Regions from separate parts of the Homo sapiens genome. Here region 1 is linked to region 2. A link is a loop called in an ENCODE intact Hi-C map of the cell type or tissue named here. Cell type or tissue: CD14-positive monocyte. All regions are shown on one strand. Links, peaks and the distances in the headings refer to the core of each region. The heading gives the core; the rest is flanking DNA.

The links. Hi-C counts contacts between places; a loop is a spot of excess contacts. Peaks named below come from ENCODE experiments on the same cell type or tissue, not always from the same donor. Only the 100,000 strongest peaks of a DNase experiment are listed, where the experiment ranks them.
Region 1: it touches region 2 in a loop (6-fold over the local background); 5 of 110 quality-filtered maps call a loop at or near these places.

The regions. Positions count from the first base shown.
Region 1 is chr22:27,205,674-27,220,981 of GRCh38, forward strand. No RefSeq gene overlaps it. Among named protein-coding and RNA genes, the nearest start is that of LINC01638, 11 kb to the right of the region's middle. In CD14-positive monocyte, for the core only: no CTCF peak of the experiment used is centred there; DNase peaks (open chromatin) are centred at 7,048 and 7,338; H3K27me3 peaks cover 270 bases.
Region 2 is chr22:27,155,288-27,170,595 of GRCh38, forward strand. No RefSeq gene overlaps it. Among named protein-coding and RNA genes, the nearest start is that of LINC01638, 62 kb to the right of the region's middle. RefSeq lists an enhancer at 14,883-15,308. In CD14-positive monocyte, for the core only: no CTCF peak of the experiment used is centred there; no DNase peak of the experiment used is centred there; H3K27me3 peaks cover 687 bases.

The DNA of each region.
Region 1 (15,308 bases), core at 2,887-10,886, 50 kb after region 2:
AGCATTTGTCTTCTCAGCGTTTCCTGGCCCAGAGTGAGGCCAGAAAGCAGAAACTACGAAACACCTTCATGAGAGGCTGTTTCTATAGTGTCCCCTGCAAGTACCAGTGCAGGAAAGACACAGGACTCAGAGGAAAACCCGCCTGATGAGATTTCCATCTCAGGGCAGATGGAGCTGCTGTGACCAAGAGTGAATCCATCACCTGTCAGGACAGAACTTAGGCTTCCCCTGTGGCTCCACTGAGCATATCCCTCAGTGGGCCCAGTCTCTGCGTCTGGGCAATGGGACCATGGGTTCAGCAGAGCATCTACTGGGCATCTGTAGTTTGAAGCAACTCAATAACATATGTTCACACGGGAGGTATCTAAGTAGAGCAAGGGTTGTATCAGAGTTAACTTAGTTTGTTTAAGGTATTCCTTTTCCTTCCAAAGGGATATTTGTTTCAACCTTTTGTTGCAAATGGCATTTCCAGGCTCCACAGATCTGGGGCCAGGACCACATTTGGATGAATCAGAGCAAATCCTTGGAGCAGTCGGTGCCTAAGTGCAGATAAATGCTGGAGGCTCAGGCTGAGTCCTTAAACAAGCTCAAGAGTAAAGGAGGCTTGAACCAGTGGAACCATGAGAACTCAGATCCAAAACAAATCTCTCCCGGCTAATCCCCACAGTAAGGGGAGAGGGTCTTTGCTTTGGAGGGGCTGCGAGTGTGCCAAGCTACATGCTAAATCTAATGAAGTCAAGTTTAACAGAAATAAGAGCAAAGTCATCCTGCTGGGTCCAAGAAGTCAATGATGCAAGTCAGAGTGGGGATATTTTTTGTTATTATTACAGTGAACATCGAGCATTTGCTATGTACCAGGCATATTGCCAAGCATCTGTGTGTATTATTTCACTCCAAAGAAGGTAGTGGATTTCCCCTGCCAGGGGCTGAGTCCAGCCAGGTGAAGCCCCAGGGTGTGTGGTGATTGCTGAGTCCTCTGTAACATCTCTTACAACCTGGACTCCCCCGGAATCATTATTTATCATTGGTCTCTCCTGCTAGACTGTGAGCCCCACAAGGGCAGAGACTATTTCTAGCTGGTTCACCCTAAATCTCCTGCTTTGAATGGCACCTGGCACATGTAGTTTCTCAGTTAATCCTGGCTGCACAAATGAATGTGGTAATGAATCAAAGCCAGCCTCTTGGAAAACACCTGGGTCTTCAGTGGCCTGCGAACCTCCATAAGATCCCCAGACCAAACTTGAATCACATACCTGGCAGTTCTGTCATTCAAGGTGGCTCATGGGTGAAGCATGGTCTTGAGTCATATGTCCTCTGCCTTTGAATCTTGTCTCAACCATCTACTAGCTGGAAGGCCTTGGGTATGGGAACCAAGCCTCAGTTTCCTCTTCTGAAAATGGGGATAATAACTGAACTGACTCAGAGGGAAGTTGTGGAGGATGAAGAAGACTGCATGCAAAGCCCTTACTTAACAGTTTTTGGCATAGAATGGGATGGTTGTGAGCTTGTGTTATAGCTACTATTATTTGCATTGTGAGCTATTGTTAAAGTGAATATGATTCCTAGAGTTGAATTTTTGGATGCAGCTCTAGGATCTTCAGAGCTCCCTGTTCAATTTTACCTGCCTAGATTTGACCTATTCTCCAATCACCTGAGATCCTTTGAAGTCCTGGGTTTGCCACCTGCTGCCACCCAGCTACCTACCAGTCAGACATCTGGTCATAGATTCTCTGTGTTCCCCTTTGAATCATCAAAGAAAACGTTTAGAAGTGTACGGTCAAGGCAGAGCCACAAGGGACTTTCTGACGAGGAAGCTACATTTCTGCAAAGACACAAGCAGTGGTGATAAGTCCAGTGAAATGGAGTTGATCTACAAGGCAAAGGAGTGGCACGGATTTGATCCAAAAGTCCCCAGAGAGGCTCAAATAATGGCCAACCTTGATCATGACCATCCCGTGTGCCAGGCACTGTGCTAAGTGTTGCTTGTATTTCCTCTCCTTTCATCCTCACAATGACCTGTGAGAGGACCTCTGCTATTATCCCATTTTAAGCATAAGAAACTGAGGTTCACAGAGCCCAAAGTCACACCAGAAGTGGTGAAGAGGGATCTAGGCACGGTTTTGTCATTTGAAGTTTTCACCTAAGACTCAAAACATGTCTGACTCAGCACCTTGTATTAGATATTGACTACAGTCTACCCAACTATGGGAGTCAAGGAATCTGGGGCTCGAAGGATGGATCCCACCTGGGAACTCACCCGCAGCCACTCCCCCGGGCTCTCCTGCACAACAGGCTGTCTTGGGAAATACTGTCTTTCCCAAGCTGTGTGACTGACTCCCTGGCTTCAGTCAAAAGCCACTTATGTGGATGAAATGACACTCCCCTCCAGGGACCAGCGCAACAATTTGTTTTGGCTGCTTTCAAAGCCAGGCTCTGGTGAGGGCCTGATTTCCCACCCTGGAGTGACTCAGAGCATCAGGAAAGAATTGAAAGGTTTTGAAGAAGACACAGAGCCTAGCCTACATACAGATGTGTCATGCCAGGACGTTTACCACTGTGATCCCTAAGGGTAAGAAAACAGAGACAGCCCATGACTTTGACATAGAGGGTTTCCCATCAGCCACTGTTTGCACCTATTTAAAAATATTTACTTTCACTTATTCTCCCTTCTGTTTATTTACTTATTGAGCAAATATTTATTGACCCACAACCATGTGCTATGTATTTCATCTCCTTTCATCCTTAGGAGGACCTGTGAGAGGACCTCTGCTATTATCCCATTTTAAGGATAAGAAACTGAGCAAGGTCTGTTAATACAGCAAAGAATAGGATGGCTGTGTCCCTGCCCTGGGGGAGCAGCCAGCCAATCAAAGCAATGGATGGGTAATTCGGACATGCATGGGATTAGAGAAAATACAGGGGGCCGTACCATCACAGGGCCTCCTAGCATGATTACAGGGTAAATGTTAATGATCTGGGAAAACCCTTATGTGAAAACGTTAAGTGAAAGAACAGGCTACAAAATTTTCTATGAAGCGTAATTCTAACTTTATTATAAAAATATACGTGTTCGTGAATAAGGAAAAAGACCGTGAGGAAATACATTAAAATGTCAACAGTGGTTATCGCTGAGTTGTGGGAATTAAATATTCTTTTTTTTTTTTTTTTTTTTTACCTTAATGCAAGGCTCAGATTCTCAACCACAAGTAGGGATTCATTTCATTTTATAGGTTTATATATGTTTTAATTATAAAAGTAATTTATGCTCTTTGGAAAACTTGAAAGTGCTTAACTCCCCTCTCCCCACTCCAAACCCTATTATTTAAAAATGGGATGTGCTTCAGGCATCACCCATAAGTATCAATTTTGCTGTTTCAATGTATATACTGTTTGTAATGTTGGTTTGTTTCTTAAAGAAACATAGGGCCAGGTACGGTGGCTTACGCCTGTAATCCCAGCACTCTGGGAGGCCAAGGCGGGTGGATGGCCTGAGGTCAGGAGTTCGAGACCAGCCTGGCCAACATAGTGAAAACTCATCTCTACTAAAAATAGAAAAAATTAGCTGGGCGTGGTGGCAGGCACCTGTAATCCCAGCTATTTGGGAGACTGAGGCAGGAGAATCGCTTGAACCCTGGAGGCAGAGTTTGCAGTGAGCCAAGATCGTGCCATTGTACTCCAGCCTGGGCAACAAGAGTGAAACTCTGACTCAAACACACACACACACACATACATATCTATATGTCTATATGTTTCATATATGTTCCTCTAAATTATATGTATATATTACATATGTGCATATATATTATATATAAACATATAATTTCTGCAACTTTCTCCTAATAACATATTTTGGCCATTTCATAACAGTACATGTAAATCTACTCCCATTCTTGTTCACAGCTGAAAGGTATTCCAAAGTATGGCAGTAGAAAATGTACTAAATCCCCCCAAAATGATGGACATCCTTAAATCAATACCTTTGCACATCTGCACAAAGATCCTCTTTCTTTCTTTCTTTCATTTTCTCTTTCTTTCTTTCTTTCTTTCTTTCTTTCTTTCTTTCTTTCTTTCTTTCTTTCTTTCTTTCTTTCCTTCTTTCTTTCTTTCCTTCTTTTCTTTCTTTCTCTGTTTTTCTTGGAGTATTGCTCTATCACCCAGGCTGGAGTGAATGGCACAGTCATGGCTCACTGCAGCCTCGAACCCCTGGGCTCAAGAGATCCTCCCAAGTAGCTGAGACTATAGGTGCATATCACCACACCCAACTAATGCACAAATATTTTAGAGGACAAGTTCCTGCAAGCAGGCTTCCTGGGTGTGGTATATTTGTAATCAGTCGTTAAATTAGTATTGAAATAACACCCATGATATTTGGGTGAGTGGCAGAATGGGGCTACAAGCTCTGTCAGAACAGGGCAGAAAGTACAAACAGTACTTTCTTGGTCCCATTTAACAAATGGGAAAACTGAGCTCAGGGAGGCCAGCTCTTGCCCAAGGTCATGGGTGAGTAGGTGCCACGGCCAAGCCTAGAAGTCGAGACTAACTCCCATCGGGGCTCTTTTCTCTCCCCAAGGCCCCATCCAATACTCCTCAGCTGGGACTCAAGAGACTTGTGTGAGTCTCTCCCTTCAGGCCAGTCTGCCTTTGACCACAGCCGGGTTATTGACTGCACTTTCAATGTGTGGCCTTGTGGGTGGAATTACTGGCCCTTAATTGAATTGAAAACAAAAGGAGATTGAATTTTATGGGGAGCAGGAGGCCATTGGAGGGAGGAAATCAAATGCAGAACAAGCATGAAAGGTTCCTGGAGGAAGATGAGCTGCAGGTGGGAGTGTGGGGCTGATGGGGCTGTTTCTGGGTCTAAGGCGGAAGGGAGCTGCCGCATTTAAGGTCAGTCCCTCCCTGTGGGCCCTCTGTTCTCTCACTCCCCTTGTTCCAACCCGACGCTGTCCTCTGATATGCATCCTGCAGACAAAGAAGCACCCGGATTCCCATGCAGCCAGCTGCAATGGCACTGGCTTTTGATGACTCTGGGATCTTGGGTCTGGTTGTCCCAGGCGAGTGAAGGAGGCCAGCTCCTCACTGCAGATGCCCAGCCCAGGGAGAAAGTATGTTTGCATCATGAATTAACTCCATGCCTGTTCATAGCCCCTCTGTAAGAAAGACAGAGCAGAGGGTGGGAAACAAGTCCAGGGAGGTTCCGCCACCAGATAGGAGCCATCCGGGACTTGAATCTGGGGCTCCAACCTTCCAAGCCTAGCACTTTTCCCCCTCCATTGCCCTCCATTCATCTCTCCATGCGGTATGTCTTTCTATGTCTGCAGACTGAGGAACTTGACAGTTGAGCTCACAGACTATAGATTATTTATTTCTGCTTCCCAAGCTTCAGCTCAGTGCCTTCCACATCCTCGGCCCTTGAGAAGCTTTGCTTAATGGATATATTTGTGTTTATGGAAATAGATAAATATTCATGGGAGCCAAGACCTTCCAGAGGAGTGGGATGAGGATGGACCAGTCTTTCCACAGAGGCACCTACTAACAGAAGAGAGTTTGTGGACATAGAGAGAGGGGTATTTTGGGCAAACGGATGGTGTGAGCAGAATCAAGGAGGCTGGAATCTCAGGGGCTGTTTGAGGGGAAATAGCAAACAGCATTCTGCTCAGCCAGAGAAGGATGGCAAGAGGTGAGAACTGAAGACCAGTAGAGGCTGGATTGGGAAGATCCCTACATACCAAGCCGAGGGCCAGACTTTGACTCCAGATTTTGATGCTTAAACTGTCTTTGCAAGGGGCATGTGGCGTACTCTTGTGAGAAAATGGATCCACTGATAAACACAGCACATCTTTCTGGTGTGTTAACTAATCTTTTAGGGTTGATTATTCTTACCTACAAGATTTTCAGTCTTGGAGGTGGTTAAGCATGAAGCCTCTGGAGTGACTACCTGGGTTCAAATCTTCATTACAAGTGCTGGCTATGAGAGCTTGGGCAAGTCACTTCCCCTCTCTTGCCTCCATCTCCTCATCTGCTGGGTGCAGATCATCACAGAAAAACCTTTACATGCATGTTCGTAGCACTTTATCCACAATAGTCACAAACTGAAAACCACCAGATGTCCTTCGACAGGTGGATAGATAAAGCACGGTACATCTATACAAAGGAATACTGACCAGCAGCAAGAAGAAATGAATCGTTGATACCTCTAGCCACATGGACGGATCTCAAGGGCATTGTGCTGAGTGAAAAAAGTCAACCTCAGAGGCTGTATACTGTATAGTTCCATTTATATGACATTCTTAAAGTGACTAACTTATAGTGATGGGGAACAGCTCAATGACTTCCAGAGCTTAGGGCGGAAGAAAGCGTAAGTTTATGATAGGGTAACCCAAGGGAATTTTATCGAGGGGAGAGAAAAATTCTGTATTCTCATGCGGTGGTGGTTGCTCTAACCTAAACATGTGCTAAAATATCATAGGACTATTTTTCTAAATGCATGTACACACTGGATACAAGCTGCATAAGATGTGTGGCATTGGACCAAAGCTGATTTCCTGGCTTTGACAATGTACTATGGTCATATAGGATATTATCATCGGAGGATGCTGGGGGAAGGGAACCTGAGAACCCTTTGTCCTGATTTTGCAACTTCTTGTGAGTCTTCGACCGTTTCAGACTAAAACATTAGCTTTAAAGTGTAGATCATCACAGTCCCTGCTTCCCCGTGCAGATGACAGGAGATGATTTGTAGAAGTATCTGGTACCCCAGTAAGTTTTTGATAAATGTTAGCCAGTGTTACTGTTCACTCTCAGAAAGGAGTAAGGACAGGATTCTGGGAGCATTGCTGAAGCTGACAGCAATTCCTGATGGAAACTCTTAAGGCTGAAAGAGGATTCAGATTTAATCTCTCAGGAAAAAAAAAAAAAAAGCAAAAGGAAGAAAGACAGGAAGGAACAACTCCGGTTTGTATATAAGCCTGTGCTGTTCTGTCGAGCAATGCCTCCCAATGCTTTGCAAGTTCCTTGCGCAACATCTGTTAATCCCGTGATGTCAAATCCCCAACTCACTGAGCCTGGGAAATCGCTGCTGTGTTTTACTGACTTCCCCACACTTGGCAGCTTCCCTTGGAATTGCAGTGTTAATCAGAAACACGCGGTCCCTATTGTCAACACTTTGTTTAACCACTTCTATAAATTCAGCATTAGTGTTGGAGCGATCCTGAGTTGATGGATGAAATCGTCGGCGGCCCCAGACAGCCAAACCCCATAAAACAAAGTCCAGGGCTCAAGGCTCTAAAGCAGGAGACACTTGACATTCACCAAGACACGTGATGCATGGATGACTCACCTCTGAGCTTGAAAGAGTTGTGGGTCTCAGGGGAGCAATGGCTCCAGGAGCAGGGGAGAAGTGAGAACACACAGGAGTCTCCTCATGAGACCCTGTGGGGAGTCTGTCGAAGTCTCTGTCCCCATTGGATTCTGAAAGGAAGCCAGGGAACACGAGGGAATAAAGGAACCTTGAGGAAGAAGGGAGTCCTTGGGATGGAATGACTGGTCTTCACAGACCAAATAAAGACCTTTCTTTTGAGGCACATGACCTCTTTTGACTGGTGATCACCATATAATGAAGGTGGGTGGGATATATTTATCCCTAGAGTGTGGCTTTCTGCATAATCTTAAGAAGGTGTAGAAGAACTCATCTCCATCTGTCCATCACCTGTCTGGTACCTGCCTGGTGTCCTGGGGTCCAGCAGGACAAATCTGAGCTCTGCCTTTGCACTTGGGTTGGGACACCCACGGCTGTGAGCCCTGCTTGGGAGGTGTTTCCATTCGCTCACTGAGCACCTTTTGTATGTCAGGCGAGAAGCCAAGGAAACCACAGTAAATGAGAAGGACGTGGTTTCTCTCCTCATGGGCCTCAGAGTCAGTGAGAGAGGTAGACACTGGAAAAGGAATTATAGAATTAAATTATGAAATGTGCTCCAAGGAAATACAGAATGCTAGAACAAGGGAGGCCCTGGCTCAGTTTGGGAGATCAGGGAAGGCTTCCCGAGGAGGTGATATTCAAGTGGTGCCAGGAAGACGACAGAGGTAGGTTAGGAGCAAAGAGAAGGGTTCCAGGCAGAAGGGAAGGCCTCAAGGCTGGCAGGACCGTGGGCCTTCTGGGGTCCGAGGGATGGTGAGTGGGGTTGGACCCCAGCCCGTGAAGAAGAGAGTGACGTGGAATGAACCTGCAGGGACAAGCAGGGACTGGGTTACACAAAGCATGCTCAAAGCTCTTGAGCCCAGAGGGGAAACCGAGGCACACAATGAGTCAGCGATATCTAGACAGCACTCCATGAGAAGCAACCCTTGGCTTGGTTGGCCTAAAAGCCAACCAAGATGGTGTCTGTCCACCTCTCCTCTGTCGTCATCCCTGCTCCAGGGAAAGGCCAAGTGATTGAAGCATATTTCTCAAGAGTGAGGCCACAGAGACTGCAATCAGCTTTCATCTTCTAGCAGCCTCTTCCTTTGGTCGGGGATGGCCAGGCTCCCAAGGTCCAGCTCAAGAAGAGACTGAGCAAAGGGTGCCGGCCCTTCTCCCGGCTGCCTCCTCCGTCCCCTCCCCGCAGGCCCACAGCTCTCCATTCCACATCCTGCCTGCCTTGGCCAACTCTTTCCAAGTGCCTGTTTTTCCAGAAACATGAGTTGAGCAAAACAGCCCCCTCCCTGAACTTGAGTCTGAAAAAATAACCCCAAGAAACACACGCTTTCTTGGAAAACCCTTCAGAGCCTCCCGCTGCCTTTGGACACGTCAACACTGGGTTAGTTAAAATAATAATCTTTAGGAACTAGAGTTTCTCTGCCGCCAAATGCCTTGCATAAGAGTATCACACACAACCCCTGTCCCTGACCCAGAAAACCGGGCCATGAGCTAACGTGGCCTGGTATCCAGGGTAAAGTCACTTGATTTCATTCTTTATTACTTTTCTATTATTATTATTATTTAAGGTATAGATGACTTCCTGAATATTGCAAGGTCTGGAGCAGCTGGACAGTGTGTTCCAGAGACAGGCTATTTTGAACGAGGCTGTGGTTGAATTTGGGGGACTAGGCTGGAGGTTTTGTGGAGTGTGGAGTCTCTAGATTTGGTGTCCCTTGAGACATGAATGTCCTGTAGAAAAACAAAGAAGCATCCAGTCTAGCTGACTAGCTGTGACCAGGCAGGGCCAAGCGGTGACCATCTGCCCAGGGCAACGAAGCTGTCTTCGGTACCTTCCTCGGGTATTTGTAGGAAAAAAATTCACATTTCTTAGCTCAGGTGATGGTGGATGGACCGTTGGGCTCCTGAGCTCCATCCTGGCCTCCATTGCTTGCCAGCTGTTGTAATTTGAACAAAGGATCTTGCCTCTCTGACCTCTACTTGCTCACCCATAAAATGGCAAAGCTAAGAGATCTCACTCAGGGGTTGTAGTTAAGACCCTGTAGGATAAAGTATGTAAAGTGCTTAGCACAGAACCATCACGCTATGTGGTGACAGCGTGACCCTGCGGAAGATGTCTGCTACCACGCTCTGGGCAGTGACTTGTAATTTCCTCTAAGCAATCTTGGGAGGAGGAGGCTCCTTAAGGAGGTTGCTAAAGAGGGCATGGAATTCTGCAACCAGATTCGACTGGTCTCTTACATCTGACCTATGCAACAGCTGGGCTTCCACCATTGAAAGCTCATATATTTTCTGCCTCCAAGAGCCTCCTGTGAGTTATCAAACCCCCTAGAGTTGATGGAATATTTATGGACTCAATTAGTTTCTCTAAAGCCTTGATGCCATTCAATTTTTAGATCAATCCAGGGAAGAATGTACTACTTGTGTCCCCATTTTACAGATAAGGAAACTGAGTCCCAGAGACTGTACATCGCTTCACTAGCCCTACAGCTAGTGAAAACTGGATGGCTGGGAAATAAAGCAGAAACTCTGATGCCAGAGGCCCTGAGCTAACCATCAGCTTCCACTGCCTCCCAGTGCATCTTCAGACAAATTTTATTCCCATAGCCTGTGTCAGGCAGGGGTCTACTTATTGGCTGGCATAAGCACTGGATTCAGTGCCAAGTCCTCATCCCAGCTCTGACCATTCCTCACTGTGTAGCCCTGGGCAAGTCACCTTCCCCCTCTGAGCCTTCACTCCTTCATCTCTGAAATGGAAATAAAAATAATAATACCTATTCTTAAGTGGCTGGGTTGGGGGACACAAGGAGGCAAGCCAGGTAAAGCCCCAGACATTTGGGAGGTGCAGCAAATAGTTATCTAAATAGTAGTTCTCTTCTTGTTCCAGGTTGACAGATACACTCATGGCCCAACCACTTAGAGCAAGTATTTTCGCTCAACCCAATGGAATCTTCCTCCTCCTCCTTTTTCTTTTAAACCTCTACTCTGACGCTAAATCAAAGCTGAGTGCTGGTCCCTGACAGGTCTTGCCTTCAGCCAGCTGCTGCCAGCAGACGTCCAAAATGCTTTATGGGTCCCCTACCTTTGCAATTAGCACCACGGCCTCTGCAGGATGCACAGGCCTGAAGGACAGGCAATGTCCTCCTCTCTCGGTGGCACCAACTCCTAGAACTCAGAGAGCCATTCCATGCCCTTCCTGGAGCCGAAGGAAATCTGGGTTGCTTCTTTGGACAGCTGGTTACCCCATTCTCAGCTTTGGAGGAGAACACTGGTCTGGGGGTCTGAATGGGGGTGGGTGGGGACAGATCATATCCTTGGTTTTCAACCTGAATTATTATTATCGTTGTCAACGCCATTGTTGTTGTCATTGTTATTATTTTAGCAGAAGGTTGCTTTTTAACTGAAATCTTCCAGAGATTCTGTCAAGATGTAGTGGGTGCCCTGACCATGCCTGCTTGTCCCTCACCCTTCCCATGCCCACTCACTTTACTACTGCCTTTGCCCAGGGGCTTTCTCTGGCCCACTGAGTACACTGGGCATGTGCAAGGGATTAGGCCAGAGATGTAGGGGAGTTGGAGGATAAATATCCCAACTCCCTCACCCCTGGGAGAGACAACTCCCAGGTGTGCTCTGTGCAGCCTACCAGAGTTCCCCAGCAGGACTGTGCTCCAAGTGCCGGCAGCAGTCACCTGCTCATTCACACACTCTGTATTGGTCTCTTCTTTTCCTGTCTCCCTGGTTACTCCTCTACTGGGGCATCCTGAGTTCACCTCCCAAAGGAACCACCTGCCCTGAAGTCTGTATCTCAAGCTCTGCTACTGAGGGAGCCCAAAGACAGATGCCTAAAAATGACCGTAACTACTCACATTTATTTTGCAGTTTCTCTGTTAGTAGGCACTATATTCAGTGCTTTTCATGGATTGGGTCATTTGAAGATTACAACAGTTCTATCTAGAGGAAGGTATTTTTTTTCAGTCCCTTTTTACAGGCAAGGAGATGCGAGATCAGAGAGGTGGAGTACCTTGCCCAGGGTCACACAGCCAGGAAGTGTCAGAGCTTCTCTGTTGGAGGCAGAAGTGGGCACTTGGACTCCAATGGCTGAACCCTATCTTGACCTTCCGAGTTGCTCCAGTGCTCAGCTCTGGAACTCTGTAAACATTTGTCCTGACACCAACTCACTGCATACAGCCAGGGAAGCCTCAGATACCATCAGAAATAGGAATAGTGATGTCTTTGTTTACAGGGGGCTGCTGAGAGGGCTAAATGGGACACAGCTGGTAATGTGCCTGTGTGTGCTGCTTGCCACAGCCTGGTAGCCCTGTGCTCTCCCTCTAGGGACACACTCCACAGTTGCCCTCGTTCTATCTATTCATGTGGCTGATAAAGCAGCCTAGAGGAGGGATGGAGCCAGGCAGCCTACTGCCTGGGTTTGAAGCCTCATTCAGCCATTGATGAGCCCGTGTGACCTTGGGCAAGTCTTAGTCTTCAGTTTCCCCATTTGCAAAACAGAGATCGTAGTAATAGTTTAGCAATAGTATCTACTCACAGAGTTGATGAGGCCATTTAAGGAGGCAGCCCTTGCAAGGCACTCAGAACAGTGTTCCTCTATCAGCAACCCAGGTCACAGCTGTAACCAACGTTTAACCTTGTGGAGTCCTGAGACTTTCAGCAATAAAACGGGGACAATGGCATTCCCACATTGAGTGATGTGATGACAATGAAGTCATGTGAAGGACATGCCTGGAGCATAGTAGCTACTCAGTAAATGATGAGTTTTAATATTTGTGCTGATTAATATTAATTAACTATATGAATAATCATTAATAATATAGTAATTGATATTAACAAATTAGTATTAGCACTTAATATCTAGTATTCCTGGTGTGGCACTAACAGAAATGGTGACTGGGCTCTGATCACTTTCCCTGGGGTGAAGCACGCCGTGAAGGATGTGTACACACCATTTCACTTTATTGTTACAACATCGAGGGTTGCCAGATCAAATATAGGATGCCCCATTAAATTTGAATTTCAGAGGAACAAAGAAAAATTTCTGGGATAACTGTGTCCCAAATATTGCACAAGCTATACTTACACTAACAAATGTAATTCATTGTTTATCTGGCATTGACATCTAACTGAGCATCCTGTGTTTCTATTTGCTAAATCTGGCAACCTTTACAACAACTCATGAAACAGCCGATGAAGAAACAGATACGAGGAGAGGCAAAGGCTTACCCAAGGCTCAAAGAGCCAGACGCTAGCCAGGTCTCTTAGGTCTGCGCCCCCTGGGTTCATTCAATTTCCCGTGTTGGCTGTTGCTAGTAGGAAGATGTGTTCTCTTGGATGACATTGCTATTTTGGTCAACTGCACTATCTCATTAGGTCATGATGGGAGTGCAGTCTGCTGGTGTTTTGGGGGACCTGCTCCCATTTTCTTACTTCCCCCCTCAAGATCCCAGGGAGTCTGCAGCACCCGCTGCTGTCTATGTACCCAACACCATCTCACTGGCCCCCAGGCAGGCCACCTGTTCTATGCACAATCTGGGTTGGGCTCCCTGAGTCCAGCTGTGCAGAGAACAGGACCAAATTCAAGGCTGGCTAGTGTCAGGCAACCCTGCAGGAAACAAACAAATGCAAATGGAAAAGGAAAAAAAAATCCACCAATTACTTAATGCTTTGCTGATGTCCAAATATTTCGCCTCATGTGAACCGAGCTCTGAGACCTGGCTGGGAAAACGAGATGGGGCAGGGGCCAGACGTTTTCTACGCAAATCCGGAGGGATAAAATTGCACTTTCAGATCCAGAGAGGTGGACTGGGTATCTCTCGTCTGAAAACATCTTGAGGTGAACAACCAAGGTCAAGGATGGGAACTGGGCCCACCTGGAAATGAAAGGCCTCTCGGGCTGCTCTTCCCAGCCCCAGCCTCAGCTTCCATTTCCTGCTGCTGCTGCTCCAGCCTGACTTCCCTCCTGTTCCTCTACCTGTATGGGTCCAGCTCTCCTTTCTTGGCCTGGAATGTTTTCCCTTTCACCTGTGCGAGCTTCTTTTCCCTGTGAAGGTGTCCCTGAGCATGCCCAGAGACACAGACACACACTAAGGCATCTGGATGCAGCCCCACTTTACAGATGCAGAGATTGAGGCCCAGAGAGCCGAACAGGGTTTCTCCAAGCTTCAAGCCAGGTCTCTGGGCCCCACATCCAGGGCCCTCTTCACTGCCAAATGTTGTCTTTATTGGACAACATAAATGGCACTGACCCTGGGCTCTGCTTCTTTCTTGCTGGGGAACCTCAGGAAAGTTGCCTAACTTCTCTGAGCCTCATCCAGATAATGTTGTAAAAAGCATATTGGTGGGAAAGCATGAGACCCAAGTTTTTATGCCAAAATTCATTTTCTTTCTTTCTTTCTTTCTTTCTTTCTTTCTTTCTTTCTTTCTTTCTTTCTTTCTTTCTTTCTTTCTCTCTCTCTCTCTCTCTCTTTCTTTCTTTCTTTCTTTCTGTCTCTCTCTCTCTCTCTCTCTCGCTCCCTCCCTCCCTCCTTCCTTCCTTCCTTCCTCATTCATTCAAAGATGCCTTTGAGCATCTCTCTATGCTGTCATTACCCTATGGCCTAAGGACATGGAGTGAATGGTGCCCACACCAAGTCTCCAAGGACCTTCTGGTCTAGGGGGAGAAGCAAACATCCAAATAGACACAGACAACCTCAAGACAGACTTATTAGTGGTAGGGGGAGTCCAGGGGTCTCTAGGAACACAAAGATGCCCTCCCCCCACCCCACCCAGGCAGGGAAGGCCTTCCTGGAACGTCATCTGGGCTTGAGACCTGAAAGATGAATAGGAATCTGGGTAAAAAGGGATCTGGGTAAAAAGGGATGAGTAGGGATCTGGGCAAAAAGTGAGTGGAAGGGAATTTTAGGAATAAGGAACAACTTTTACAAAGGCCAAGACAGCCAGGGTCATTCTGGGACTTGCACAGAGTTCAAGATGATTTGAGAATGGGGAACAAGGTGAGGAAGGAATCGAACAGGGGAGTGGGGCTGGTCCTGAGGGGTCTTGAGTGCCCACCAAGCTTCTTGGGCTCCACCCAGAGGACCCAACACTAGCCCCTCCATGTGGCTTCACTGAGTTTCTGCTTTCCTGATCTGGTTGGGACCAGATGAGAGTCGCCAGCCTGCAGGCCCCCAGTCCAAGATCTCTGGACTGGACCAGCTCTAAGAACTCTGCTTGTTCTAATGCTCTGATGGAAAAAGGGGTGGAGGGACCCCACTCACACTACGTGCAGGTTGAAGATTAAACAGGATGAAGTGCAGAGCCTGCCTTGTAAACCACAGAGCTGTGTGGAAAGAACATCGTAAAGGTATTGGTTGGGAGGAGGAATCCTCTATCTCCTTCCAAGCCACGAGAGACTGTGACTCAATAATTGAAAACTGCATCTGATTTTCCTTGACTTGTTCTGGGCAGAATCTTGCCTTCTCTCCCCTGCTGACTCATGTGCAGGCTCACACCATCCTTCTTGAATGACAACAGCCAACACTTACTAGGCACCCACGCTGCCCATGTGATGCTCCCAACGACAGCCTTGGAAGTATTTCTAAGCTGCACTTTATAGGTGAGGAAATGGAGGCTCAGAGAAGTGAAACAATCTCCCTGGGATCACAAAGCATACAACGAGCTCAGTGAAAATTAAAAGGCAGGTTTGTATTATTCCAAGATCACCTGAGCCACAGTAGTTCTTGGTTAATAAACTTTGAAGATGCACTTAACCTTGGCAATTGGAGGTTCTAGGATGGGGAGGGAGGTGTTTAAAAATGTCGCATTCACTGCCCAGATGAAAGTTAAACAATAATTATCTCCTTCTTGAGGAGGAAAGACTGCTAGCTCCCTAAGACCCCCC
Region 2 (15,308 bases), core at 3,289-11,288:
TTTATTTTATTTTTTTGACATGGGGTCTCATTCTGTCTCCCAAGCTGGAGTGCATGGCACAATCATACCTTACTGCAGCCTTGAACTCCTGTGCTCAAGCAATCCTCCTGCCTCAACCTCTGGAATAGCTGGGACTATAGATGTGCACCGCCAAGGCTGTCTAATTTTTTGTTTTTTGTAGAGATGGGGTCTTGCTATGTTGCCCAGGCTGATCTCAAATTCCTGAACTCAAGAGGTCCTCTGTCTCAGCCTCCCAAAGTGTTGGGATTATAGATATGAGCCACTGCACCCAGCCCGATTTTTATTATATATATATAATTTTTATTATATATAATAAATAAATAAATAAATAAATATATATATATATATTTCCCATGGTTGGGGATATTCGTTCAAGTTCATGGTGAGAATTCTAATCTGAGAGTGTTTTGCAGTTTTCAAAAGCTCAGGCCCAGTTACTCTCCCATTTCATCCTTAGAATAACCCTTAGCTGAAATTGCTATTATTTTTCCAGTTTTATAAATGAGATACAGGATGGAATAACACAGAGGGGAAAGGACTGGCTCAAGATCACCCAGCCAGGAAGTGACAGAACCAGCATTCTGAGCCAGCTACGCCTGGCTCTGACTACCGGCTATTTCCAACACCCTTCTCCTGGGCCTCAGTGTCCCCATCTGCACTAAATAGGGCTTATTCTTGATCATCTCCATGGCTCCTTCTCATCTGAACTTTTGATGACTCTGCTTCAGGATCAAATATTTGCAAAATCCAGCTCAATATGGGGCCTTGACTTCTGGAACTGAAAACGCGAACAAAGTCAGCTGAGACTTTGCCAAAATGGGAGAAATTGGCCCAGACCCACTCCATCACACACTGATCATGGCACCTGCAGGGAAGGTCAGGCAATCAGACAGGAGAGGAAGGGAAAATGAGATACCAGAGCAATGAGCTTACAGCCATTTTAGGGCTTTGGGGAAAAAAAGTCACAATTAATATGAAATATTCTGGGAGAATGGAAACTTATAACAAAAATCATCAGAAAGCTCCTTGCTTAGGAAGACCATACTTAACATTTAGCTCAAACAGTTCTAACCATCTCTCTCACATATGTGTTTATAGATGAAGAGCCATGGTTTTCAGACATGGCAGCCCCCTCATGTCCCATCATGGTTTGACTTATGCCCTTGGATGAATTCCTTCTTGTGCTCATAAGTGGCCATCTGATGTTCGTGGTGTCAGAATATTCCAGTACTTAAATACAGCGCAATATGTCAAACTAGTGCCTTAGTGATGGGTCTTTCCATAGTTTTCAAATGCTTGCTGTTATGATCAACCCAAAACTGAAATGAGATTTAGATGAAAGATATTGTAGGTACAGATCGCAATATAAATGTGTGTATAGGTAACTAGATTGATATTTAAAGAAGATTTTAACCACTGGTATCAGATTTTACCTTACACTGAGGACTGGCTTTTGGCGGGGGGTCAATGTCTTAACAGCTGATCAATTTTAAGGTGAAAGGTGGAGCCTGAGATTCTCTCTTTAACTTATGGGGCCCAACCTAGGCCGAATGGCAGGTACAGAGTGGGTTCTCTGTAATCATCACTTTCTCCTTTTTTCTTATTCCAGCCTCCCTTTGGAGACAACAAAGAGGCAGCTCTCATTGAATAATTCATTCAAAAATTCAAACAAGGACTTCACACCTCCCATGTGCCAGATTCTATTCTGCATTTGGGATGTAGCCATAAAGAAGGCAGGGCCTTCACTTCCAAGGGGCTTGCAGGCGAGGGAAAAACGCCCAGATGAACCTTGAGGTGGGGTTGAGCTGTGGTGTGAAGAGTTCATTCAAAGAGGCACGCACAAGGTCAAGGGTGACGGATGCTGCTTGGAGGTTTTGGGGGGTAGGTGGCAATGGCCAGTGAACACCTTCTAGTGGAGGAGACGCCAAAGCTGGGCTGGGCGGGAGTGGGTGGTGATAGGAATTTTCGGGAGGAAAGTGCATCTCAGAGAGATGGAAGAAAGTGGTAAATGCAGGGGACTAAGGGAAAGGGAAAGTGGCCAGGCACAGTAGCTCCTTTGCAAGTGGCAGGTGAGCAGGGCCCCCATGGTTCATTACATTCAGTAATGGAGGCAAAAATAAGATACTCACAGGAGCTGGGCTGGGAATAGATGGTGAACAGGAGTCACCCATCCTGTTTCCAGGGCCCGCTGGTGCCAGGCACCAGTGAAGGATGTCCCATGAGGGTGTGGGTTACATGTGGTCAGCTCCCGTCATTTCTCAGGAGGTGGTGAAAATCACAACTTTGATGCGAACACCTCCTTATTTTTAAATGTTGGCAAAGGATTCGATATAAAAAAATGCACTGAAATTTTACAACTACTGTAAAAACAACCCCCCACCCCCCAACCGCCGGCCCCACCCCCAGCCCTCACCTCTATCCTAAAATGCGGTTTGGCTACACAGAAGGCATCCAGGGAGATAATTCTCCCAACAGGGACCCAGTTGGCCAGCTCATTCCTGACACTTCCCCAGGGATTTGTGACATTAAAAGACACTCTCCAAATATAAGCTTCAAAAAAGAGACCTCCCCCCCTTCCATGTGGCTGGGTTTATTTTTAAAGCGAGGCTTCCTTGTCTGTGTTCAACTCGATGGGTGGAGAAAATAATTAGAATTGATTTCTCTGCACCCACTCAGGAATAGAATAGGAGGCAACTTTAGTATCTATACACAGGAGAAGAGAGGAGAAAAAAAAAAAAAGAAAGAAACTTCCTTCCAATCCGTGTCTAATTCCTTGGATAGTCTTCTCACTCCTTGGACTGTTTTAGTGGTGCCTTTTGATTACAACATTGCTTTGAAGAGACACTAATTGTACCCTGCTTACAATGCTTGTAATTATGCGTATTACATTTTGATTCATTTCCATATGTCAACACCACTACGAGATGGGGCGGGGGGGCGGTGGGTGGCTGAGAACCGCTTTTATAATCGGTTATTGTCTATGAAAAAAAATCTGCACAGAACATGAGTGAAGTGTTCTTTGTTGAAATTGGAAATAAGATTATACATAAAAGTCGTCCTCTGACATCCAGAAAATGGACAGTTTAAAATAAATTGCAGCTGCTGATCAACAAGATTGCTAGCTCCCCTTTTCCCTTTTACGTTAATGAGGGAAATACTTTTCAAGCTTCTAATAGCAATATGTTCAAGTGTGTCATTTCAATCGCTTTCTTCTTAATAAAAGATGACCCCAATATTCCCCCCTTAGTGGAAGACATTGTCCTACCCAGACATATTTGTGATTTGAGGCTCCCCGTGGAAAAGAAAAGAAGGAAAGAGTAAGGAGAGGAGGGGAGTCCCAGGAAAAGAGAATGACAAGGGTTCCTAAGGGTTCCTAAGCTTGCAGAAAGAGAGTATCCTAGTAAGAAACAGAATTGGAGCCCCTATGCACGTGCCTGTAGTCCCAGCTATTCGGGAGGCTGAGGCAGGAGAATCGCTTGAACCTGGGAGGCGGAGGTTGCGTGAGCCGAGATCGCGCCACTGCGCTCCAGCCTGGGCGACAGAGCGAGACTCCATCTCAAAAAAAACAAAAAACAAAAAACAAAAAAAAAGAATTGGAGCCTCTATGGTCTGAAGGGAGGTAACTCTGAACCAAATAATACATAAATAGTCCAAACACAAAAGTAGCCTGTAAAAGCCTGCGTGTAGGTAGGCGTCGCTTCCTGCTGAAGGCTTTTCCTGAGCACAGATACCTTTCATGCCTGAGATGAAAGGACATCTACTTCTTAGCCCACATTTCCACATGGAGGCCAGAGCAGGTTGTTGCCTGCAACTCTGGACCCTGGAAGGTGCTGAAGGTTAGCTCGGGATTGCAAATCTTGAAGGTGCGAGTGAACAGAGGGGTGAGGGCTTTGAAGCAGGATTTGCAAAGGGCTTGGGGAGGGCGTGGCTGAAAGGAAAGGACATGGGTTCAGGGTGGCCCTCTCATATCACCACTTATGCGCTGAGTGTTCTGGCCAAATCGCGCCCCCCTCCCAATTCGTATGTTGAAACTTTAACTAACTCCCTCGAGTAACTGTATTTAGAGAGAGGATCTTTTAAAAGGTAATTAAGTTAAAATGAGGTCTTTGAGGTGGATCCTAGTCTAATCTGATTGATGTTTTTTTTAAGAGACGAGCATGTACAGGAAGCACCCGGGCTGTGCACACACAGGAAAGACCACGTGAGGACCCAGCGAGAAGGCGGCCATCCCCAAGCCAAGGAGAAAGGCCTCAAGAACAAACAAATCTGCCAACACCTTGATTTTGAACTTCCAGCCTCCTGAACTGTGGAAAAATAAGTTTCTGCTGTTGAAGCCTCTGAGGCAGTGGTATTTTCTTATGGAAGCCCCAGCAGACCCCTATGTGACTTGGTAGCCCCATCTGTGACTGGAGAAGGTGAAGTCCACCGGCCCTGGTGCTGGGAGAATCACACTGGATGCTGAGACTGGGCCTCACTAAGCTCACAGGTGGGAGATTCTGGGTAAAGAGGTGGAATTTGTGTCACAGTCAATCAACGTGTTCAGTGACAATAATAACAGAAACTACCGTTCATTGAGTCTTTGAGTGTTCGCCTTGAGCCCGTGTTACACAAGGGCTTCCTCCCTTAATCCCTCCTCCCTGTGAAGTGGGTGACTGTTGTCCATACTCAAGGCGGGAATCTCATAAGTGGCCAACTGGGATTTGAAACCATTTCAGCTTACACTGGCTCTTTGTAGTTTAGTATCTCTTGGGCTGAGGTGTGAAAACTGTTCGGACCTTTTCCCCTGCCAATTGAAAAAACAAACAAGTGTGAAATGGGGCAGCCCCTCTTCAGTCTCCTCCCCATCCCCCATGCCGCCTTCCACCTCCCAGGCACTGAATGTCTTCCTTTTGATTCCCGAACCACCACAATGGGAATCCAACATTTTCCCTCGCCTGGAGTTTGGAATCCAGGCTCTGAGCAGAGGTGAATTTCTGATCTGTAACATTCCTGAGAGTGTATCATTTTGGGAAGCGCAGCTGCACAGTGAGCATCCGTGGTGAGCTTTGCATGCTTTGGGGGCACAAATGTGGTGTTTTGCAATTTGGTCTTTTCACAGGACCGCACGTGGCTTTCAGCCTCCTGCCCTGTCACTGTGTGGGACAGCCTCTGGGGTCTTTGCTCTCTGGGATCAGCTGGCCCTGCTGAGAGCCTCAGCTAAACATTCACAGTAACAGTATGGTCTCCCCCTTAAGCTGTGCTTTGAATAAAGAAAGAGACACCCTCAAAGATGTCCTACAGGCAGTGAGAAAGACATCCCCCCAGCCAAGCACTGATCTGTGAATTTGTTCTCAGCAGTCCTGGCTGTCTCCTATGAACTCCAGCCCCCAGCCTATGGCTACTAACATTACTGAATAACAGCAGCTAGCCTTCACTGTTGTGCAGGTCTGTGCTAGAACCTTAGACTCAACAGAATGTGTAAGGGGAGAGGCGAGGATCCCTGTTTTACAAAGGAGAAGACTGAGGCTCCGAGAGACATAGCAACATGTGAAGGTCACACAGGAGCATAGGGGAGCTGAGCTGGGATTTGAACCCAGGTCTGTCTGACTCCAAAGCCCATGCTCCAAATTGTTGGGCTGCTCTGCCATTGGATGCCTCTCTGCCTGGAACCTGCATGCAAACCCCACTTGGGCAGGGAGCCTCCTGTTCCAGTTGGTCCTGACCTTTCCACCAGTTTCCCACAGACTCCAGGGCCATCCTTTCAAGTGTCTGTGCCCTGGCTGCTCTTGGATTCTCATTTTGCTGCCTCTGTCTCCTCTGTGGTCACAATGTGGACAGGACATCCCTGGGCCTTAAGGCCCCTGACCTCACCCCATCTTGATAGAGACCTGCAGGAGTTCCAGCACTGTCCTCCAGCTGGCTTTTGGCCTCTGCCTCATCTGTGTTTTTTCAACTTGTGATCCTTCATATCTCGTTTTGCCTGCAGCTTCTATGCTAATGTGTATTGATTGGGTTCCACCTCGCCTCCACCATCCCCAGGCATTGCTGGGGAGGACAGAAGGGCCTCGGTGGTGCCTTGAGCACCACAAGTTCAGGATCCATTCTGTTTCATTCATCTCTGAGCCTCTCTGCCCTCCTTCAGTCCTGATTCATGCCTAACAAATAGAAGCTCAGCTTACACTGTTGTTATTATCCATTCATTCCTGCCACAGCACCTACTCTATGCCAGACAGTGGATTACATGCTACGGATACTGCAGGGGCCAAAAGAGATAGATATCCCTTTCTTCATGGAGCTTCTATTCTAGTGGAAGGATGGTGATGAGGAATAGAAAGTAGGGAAGAAGGAGGAGGAGTAGGAGAAAGAAGAGGAAGAGGAGAGGGAGAGTGAGAAGGAGGAAGAAGAGAAAAGGGAGAACAGAGGAGGGAGAAAGAGAAGAGAGACTTTTGCATAGAAATATCACAGACTATCAAAAATTAGAAAATGTCCACAGATATTGCCTTGTTCTTCAGTTATTCCTCTCTTTTCTATTACCTTATCTTACTGGGTTTTCTGTCAACATTGAGTCCATACAACATGTTTAACCATTAAAAAAAAAAAAACTCAGAGTTTCTGGACTTGATAAGGTGGAAACCATGGTCTGGCCTAAATGATTAATTTTACCAATGGGGAAGTTGAAACCCAGAGAGGGTGAGTGACTTGTCCAAGGTCACAGTGTATGAGGGACAGAGTGGAGACTGGGATTCTGGGATGTCTTCTTTTCCTGTAAGTGTAGATTCTCAGGAAGTAATACCCCACAGCAATGTCAGAGGGGAGGGCCCCAGGCAATGCTTGAAGACTTATACCCCACAGCCCTCCTGGGACTTCAGCCCTGATTATGGAGGACAGTTCCAGACAGCTTCGACTTGGGCCATGGTGCCCACTTCATGCACAAGCTGGGAGGCTTTTTGCTTTTTGCCTGGGACAACCATGGGAGTACCAACCCATAGAAGAACTGGCCCCACGGTCAACCCTCAATGATAGGGTCCTGGAGTTGGGATTCAACTCCCCACTGTCTGATCCCTGGATGATCAATTCTGAGAGGTACCCAAGGAATAGAACCCACATTCGCAGCAGTGACCATGACCATCTCCCTAAAATTGGTCTTTCCTCCTCCCCATTTCTCTCTCCCTGTTCCCACACTCCTGTTTCCCCAGCATCATCCTTTGAATAAGCCACTTGCATCCCAGCCCAAGTCTACAATTCAGGATTCATCCACCCAACAGATATTCAAGTGTCCACTGCATGTGAGACTCTCTTCTAGGCAGTGTGGCCACGGCAGTTGGCAAAAAGGTGCAGATTCCAGCCCTTGCTGAACAGACATCAAATAAGTTGATGCCCTTTAAATAAAATTTAAAATAAAATTTAAATAAAATGCATAATACGCTAAATGATGCTACCAGCTAAAAGCAAAATAAAGCCAAGTTAGAAGGCTGGAGAGTAACAGAAGATGCTACTTTGGAGAGGTGGTCAGGAAAGGCCTCTCTGAGAAGAAGTCATTTGGACAGAGACCAGAGGAGAGGGAGACAGGGAGCCATGAGGCTATCTGGAGGATGTTCTAGGCAGAGGGGAAAATAAATGCAAACAGGCAGAGGTGGGGGTTCCTGGACAATGAGGAGAAGACCAAGGTAGGGTGGCTGGAAGCTAATGAGCAAAGTGAGAGTGATGAGAGAGGTGAGAAAACCTGGTGTCAGAGAGGGAAGTAATCCCCAAGGTCACACTGTAGGGCTAGGAGTTGAACCCTTTTCCCTCTGAGTCTTTCCTCCACAGCATGCCAAGCATGGCCTTCAAAAATGTTGAGAGGAAAAGAGAAGAAATGAGAGAGGGAGGAATGGGAGAAGGGAGATAAAGAAGGGAAAAGGGAAGGAGGGAGAGAGCAAGGAAGGAAGGAAGGGAAATAGGAAGGAAGGAGGAAGGGAAGGAAGGAAGGAAAGAAGGAAGGAAGGAAGGAAAGAAGGAAGGAAAAGGGAAGGGAGGGAAAGGGGGAGGGAGGAAAGGAGGGAGAAAAGATAGATGGATAACAGATATATGGATGGATGGATGGATGGATGGATGGAAAGAAGAAAGGAAGAAAAGAAGGAATGAAGGAGGAAAGAAGAAAAATGAAAGGGAGAGAGGAAGGATGAAAGAAAAGCTGGATGGATAATGGATATATGAATGAATGGATGGATAATGTATATATGAATGGATGGATGGATGAATAAATGGAAAGAAGAAAGAGAGGAATGAAGGTAAAAGAAAGAAGGAAGGAGAGTAAGAAGAAAAGATGAATGGATGGATAATATATGGGTGGATGGATGATGATAGAAGATGGATGGATGGATGGATGGATGATTAATAGATAAAACAATGGATGGATGGATGGATGGAAAGAAGACAGAAAAGAAAGAAAGGAGGGAAACAGGAAGGGAGGGAGGGAGAATGGATTCTTTATGTATTTAACCTCCAGGTTTCCTAGACTAAATCTGGCTTCTGGAGTGTCAGGGGCTGTACTCCACCTACCCCATTGTTTCTCTGCATCCCGCACTCCACCCATCCATGCTGTTGAGCTCACTGAGCCCTCTCCCCAGAAAGGTAATTCTACCCTCTAATTACAGCACTTGTAAAAGTAGCGGAGGGGCTCATTCTTCAGAAATAAATCAATACAAGTTAAAAGGCCATCCTGTTTGTTTCTGTAACAATGCTCTTTAGAAAATTGGGTGCTGTTCCATTTGCTGACGGGTACCCCATCCGTCATCGGCAGCCCGAGTCACATCACATTATGTTGCCAAACATAATATAGCATGATCAGGAAGATGCATCAAGTTGGAGATTGGCAGGAAAATGAATTTAGCAAAGCGATCTCACTTGAGAAAATATCGAAAGCCAAGAAAGAGGAAGAGCTTAGACGAAGTTTTCATAATCAGAGGTGATATTTAGAAAGCTCCATCATGCGAGAATCTCAAGACCAAGAAAATCACAGCAATAACAATATATAATAAGAAGAACATTAATATTTAGAAGAAAAGGAAGGACAAAACCATCACAAGTGTTCCCTCCACCGAGACACACTATAGCCATGTGACAAGTTTTGTTATTCCCGCTTTGCGGTAAGAGAGCTCCTGCTCAAAGAGGTTAGGTGAGTTCTCCAAAGTCATACAGCTATTAAGCAGCAGAGCCAGGATTTGAAGTCAGATCTGCTGATGCTGGAACCGGGAGCACCAAGATGTATGGATGGGCAAGGGCAAGTTTCCCAATTAGCAAAAAACATTGCACTTGATTTTGTGTGAAAGGCCCGGAAGCTGACCAAAAGCATCAGACGGCACAGATGTCATCCATCTTTGCCAAGGAGGGATGGCTTGCCTGTATGTGCCTTCCAGCCTTGTGGTCCTCTGGGTCTATACATAAGTGGCACCAGGACTGTGTTGATTACTTGGAGGCCAACTGCCTTCATTCTAGGAAACCTAAAACTCTGCCTGGGGCTGGTATTTCTGTGGTTGCTGAGTAGGGATCTGACTTTGTAGCAAGGGTAGGAAGGTACAAGATCAACAAGCACTTTTCCTACTTATGACTCCAGCTGGGGCCTAGCTCTGCTCAAGCCAGGGCTTGGAGGAAGGTGAAGGCTCTGCTCTGCCCTTCTTCTGTCATGGCTGAGCGGTTTCTTTCTAGACTCCCTTGGCCCGTCCTTTCTGGCTGATCCAAGCTGGTGAGATGGGCGTGTGAATTTCAGTCCCTCCAAGGGGACTTGAGCAATTACTCTGACTAGGGGAATGAGGCTCAGTTTTTGCACTGGACGATCACAGGGCAGAATACTTGTAAACAGAAATAATGTGCTTTCCTTTTTTTGTGAACACTCTAATATCTCAATGGCTGAACACAGTACCAGACTCACAGTGGGGTTCAATAATTGGCAAATCATATTGTTGCTACAGTGTGGAATGTTCAACGGCAGAAGCAGGAAGAAGAGAATAATTAACCAAGCTGGGAGGAAGTGGTGAGTTTCAAGTTGGGTTTTGAGGGATGCATAAGAGTTTGATGACAGGCAGACCTATTAGAAGTAAAGACATTCCTGGAAAAGAGGTTAATGGACAGAAAGGCTGGAAGTTATGGTGTGTTTGGGGAATAATGTAATTGAGGAAGGGAGTATTCTCTGGTTTTTCAGGTAGAGTTGGAGGAGGGATAAGAGATAAATTATGAAACCCTCTTAGTAGGTACCAAGCCAGTCCATCCATGGGCAACACTACAAAGAGGGTGTAGGTGCCATATATAACACTTCATATTTCCCTAAATCTGAAGATAATTAACTAGGATGTGCAAATATATTGGACTTTAATGATTATTTTTTCCTTTCTACCCTACTTTCTTTCAAATGATAGGAGACAGAGTCCAGATTTTAGGACATAAAACTGTCCTGAGGTTCTTGTGGAAATGCAGATTCCTGGGCCCATTCCCAGAGGCTTAGACCACACCTGAAGAGATACTGCTGCCTGCAGACCTTGAGCGAGGGCCCCCTAGAGAGAAAATTCTTTATCCTGTAGCAGCCACACCAGGGGTTTGAAGCCACTGATAGACACTCCCCAAGGAGGCACCATCGTTTTAAGTCTGGAAGAAGGGAGGAGGGGTGGCGGCTTTCGATTTCATAGCAAGTATCTCGTGAAATCACAATGGCATAGTTTGCTGCACACCCATAGCGGTGCCTTATTAAAAAAAGATCATCAGGGCCCTTGAAATTGATCATAAACTATTTCCATCAATGTCACACACAACCATGTTTGGGGAAGTTTGCTGGCACATCTGCTAAACTGAAGGGCTTTGGGGTTTGAGAACAAACAAATAATAAATAAATGACTATATAATAAAATGAAGATGGGGGGACAATACCCTTTGAGTTGGGAGATAAGAAATCTTAAGAGAAAGGAAAATGATGTACCAGCGTTGTGTGTGCCCAATATCAAACTTGCGGGAATGCCCAGTGAGTGATGCAAGAATGAATGAATGAATGAATGAATGAATGAATGAATGAAGAATAGCATATTTAAAGGACAATCTGAAGGCAACTGTACCTAGAGCAGGAGCTTAAAAAGAACTCCATTCCCAGTCTCTTGTGGTTGATTTCAGTAGTTGGATATTCTCAGTGTTAAAATGAATTACAAGTTTGGGTATCCCCATGTTACCCTCCTGAGCAACTGCCTGCCTATTGAGAAGAGAGAGATGATATAAAATAAGAAAACCGACTTAAAGAAGAGAATTCCCATTGGTAGAATAGGAAGGGCCTTTGGCTGGCATTCATTCACTGTACAGATGGGCAAATGGGTCAAGCAAGACTCAGAGAGGAGAAATGTTCACTCAAAGTCACATTGTGCTAGAAACCAAGTCTCCAAATTCCTAATCCAGTATATCTTTTTTGTTTTTAACCTCACGCAGAGAGGATCCAATGAAGTAAAGCGTTCCATATCAAGTTTTTAGAACTATCTGGGGTGCACAGAGGAGCTGACAGCAGGCATAGCTATCATAGCTACTTGTGCCACCTTTGGATCTTAAGCAAGACACATGTGTAGACTGATCCTATGTTTGTTGGCACGTGAAAAAATATAAAGCAAGGGACACTTGCAATTGTCAGCGTGGTTCTAAGTGGCCACAGTATTCAGCAAGTCTTGCGGAAGGTTCAGGCTCTGGAGGCCATAGCAGAAGAGAAGACCAGAGCGGGTCCTGCCCTTGTGTCCTTTACCTCCCGCACCATCAGCACCACTCCTCTGTGCCTGGATGCCTCTTCCGTGCTTGTAAGCTTTGCGAATTCCTGCAGATGCTTAAGTGCCATCTCAAATACTCTCTACCTAGAGAGTAGTCATTCCCCCTCTTATGATCTGGAAAGACTTGTTCATACATCGATTAGGGTGTTTTCCACACTGGTCTGTAAGCCTACCCTACACATCTGCCCCACTTCCAGTCTGTGGGCATCTAACACACTGGGATTCCATGGTGCTATGCGTTCTCAGCACAGGACACATGCCTGGCACATGGTAAGAACTCAACACGAGTTTGTTGCATAAATGGCAGGCATGGTAATAAATCTGATTGCAGCCTGGGGACTGTCTCTTAACTACAGACCTCGCAAGGCTTCCTAGTGCCTCTTGGCATTGGCTACAATTGTCAGGTCAGCAGAGAAGGCTTTAGCCCTGAAGGACCATCCAGCCACAGGGGTTCAAGTGATAGAGAGGGCTACAGAGGGCACATCACTGTCCAGCATCTTCTAATGCAGTGTACCCACTCTCTACTAAAATGCAATGAGCCTCTCATAGAATGTGGCTCCATGAACAACACAGACCTCAGTCTGAGAGGCTAAGGCCTCCTTCTTCATTTCTAGGGAAGGCTGAAGAGGGAGTTCTGGACATTGGGACATAGTTCTGTCCCACCAACTATTACCACCATTTTGCAGATGGAAAAACTGAGGCTCAGGGAGGTTAAATAACTTACCCAATGTCACATATTGAGGAAATGATGGGGCTGCGGAATCAACCCTATGTCCATCTGAATCCAGACATGAACTTTCTGGGCTAAGCAGCACTGTGGGGTGCAGGAGTTGGCAGACTGTGGCTGGCACCCTGGGAGATGTGTGGCCCTGAGCAGAGCCACAGATGCAGTGGCTACACAGGGTCCTTTCAGTTACTCTCCCCACTGTAGCCTCAGAGTTCCCACAACCATGTTTGCAGAGCTGCAGGGCCTTCTGGGTACTTGCAACAGCCTAGCCTCCCAAATCTTGGACCTCCTCACCTGTAGGGACATTTGTCTCCCTATTAAATATAGAATCATATCCTTCCCCAGCCTACAAGACCCTGCAAGGCTGGCCCTGAAGCCCTCCCCAGCACCCACTCACACCACAACTCATTTTGTTTGCTGAGGACCAGTTACAGACTCTTAATAGCTCTTGGAGAAATCTATATTCCTTTCCATCGCTTGATTTTCAACCTTCATCTAAGGTTTTCCCACCACTTGGGAGGCTCTTTTCTTTCCTTTTCATCTACTTAGCTCCTATTCATCCCTCTGATCCTTCCATAAATGCCATTCCCTGATCCCACCTAAGTCAGGCCCCCTTTTCTAACCTCTCACCACCCCTCATTCTTCTTCTCCGTATCATTTGTCTCCATTTGAATTGTATGTTTATTTGTATGGTTATCTGGTGAATCTGTCTGCTCTGCTAGACTGTAAGCACCTTGAATGCGGAGACCAGGTCTGGGTTTGCCGTACAGCACAGTGTCTGGCACATAATAGGAGCTCAATAAATATTTGTTGGATGGATAGGTAAATGGAGGGATGGGTGGATTATAACATAGGTGGATGGATGGGTACATGGATGAGATATTGTAGGGTAGGTGGATAGATTGGGTGCATGAATGAATAGAGAGATGGATTTCAGGAGATGTGGATAGATGGGTGGATGTTTGGGTGGTTGGGTGGGTAGGCGGGTTGTTGGGTGGATAGATATAGAGACGAACTTTAGGAGAGGTGGATGAATGGGAGGATTAATGGATGGATGGATAAGTGGATAGATAAATGGATGTTTCATCTGGGTAGATGAATGGATGGATGGATGGATGAAAGGATAGATGGATGGATGACTGGATTAATTTTAGGAGAGATGGATGGACGGATGGATGGATGGATGGTTGGATGGATGGATGGATAAATGTAAAGATGTCTAGGTGGGTAGGTTGATGGACAGATGGATAGAGAGATGGATTTTAGGACAGGTGGATGAATAGATAAATGGATGTATGGATTTTATGGTAGGTGTATTAATGGGTTCATGCATGGATGGATAAATAAATAATACTGCTTCCCTAGACTTTCTCAAAGGAAAGTGGACATTATTCCAATATTTTATCTTCTATAAAATTATGTCAAATAGTCTTACATAAGCCATGATTGAGCCACCTAGAGCTGTTTTCAGAGAGCAGCATTCTACACATGTTTACTCAACACTCTAAGGAGATAGAGAGACTTCTGGTACAGCAGTTACGATAACAAGTTCTTCCATCAGTCTCTCTGGGTCAATTGCCTCACTCCTCTCCCCATCCCCCATCAGCTGTGGGATGTTGAATTAATGCTCTCAGTTCTTGACTTCTGTGTAGGAAGATGACATGTTCACACCTTTGCTGGGGCTTCAAGGTGTGGGGACAAATATTCCCCCAACCCTTGACTCTGGGCTTGAACATGTGGTTTCCTCTGGCCCATGGGACCTTGCCTTTTGCCATGAGTAGTTGTAGGTCCAAGGAGGATGGGAGATCAGTGGAGAAGATCTGGGGCTGAGCTCAGTCAAGACCAGTCTTGGAGACCCCCATTAACTCCTACATGCATGAGGGAGAAGTCAACACTTGTTTTCCTCCAAGATGTCTATGGTCACGTGTCATGTAACATTATTGTGGCCATACCTGACTGATACTTCAACTGTGTGACCTCTAGCAAGTTATTTAAGCTTCCTGTGCCTTAGTTTCCTCATTGGTAAAATAGAGAATAATACTATATTTTTCACCGTAATCAATCTTTCAGAGTTGTTGTGAGAATTATCTGTCATATAACACAAGTAAAGAATTGAGAACAATGCCTGGTTTATAAACGTCCAATAACTTTTGGCAAGTTAATATCATCATCCCTAAGTGACTCCATAAAAGCTGCTGATTACATTGAAGTAGCAATTTGGGGTAGACACCAATCAAGATCAAAGTCCAGCAGTAAATCAGTAGGTAGATAAATTTTCATGTTTGCAAATAATAATAGCACTTGCTGAACTCTTGTCTTATGCCCAACCCTGAGCTGAGATTACATAAGTTTTCATCTTGCTGAATTCCCAGAGCTGGGCTGTGAGGTAGACTTTACTGTTAACCTGTATTGATACATCAGGAAACTGAGAATTGGAGAGCTAGTTCACCTAGTTTGGAAGTGATGGAGCTGGGATTGAAACTGATGGAAACTCCAGGATCCATATCCATAAGCTCCATACTCCACAGCTGAGAGTTTATAGATGAGGAAACTGAGGCTCAGAGAAGGGAGATGCCTTGGCTGTGGTCACACAGCGGCTACTTGACTGAATCAGTTTCCACATGATCTTGTCAGTGCTGTAAGATGAAAGGCATCTCAGAGGGTGGCCCAGAGACAGAGAGAGGGTCTCCATTTTCCAGCTTTATTTCTGGGTGTCCAGGAATGTGTTTTGAGTTGGACTTGAAAAAGAAACTCCCTTGACATCAGAGAGGCAGTACTGGGCTGGGCCAGTGTGTGCCAAGGCTAACTGGGCA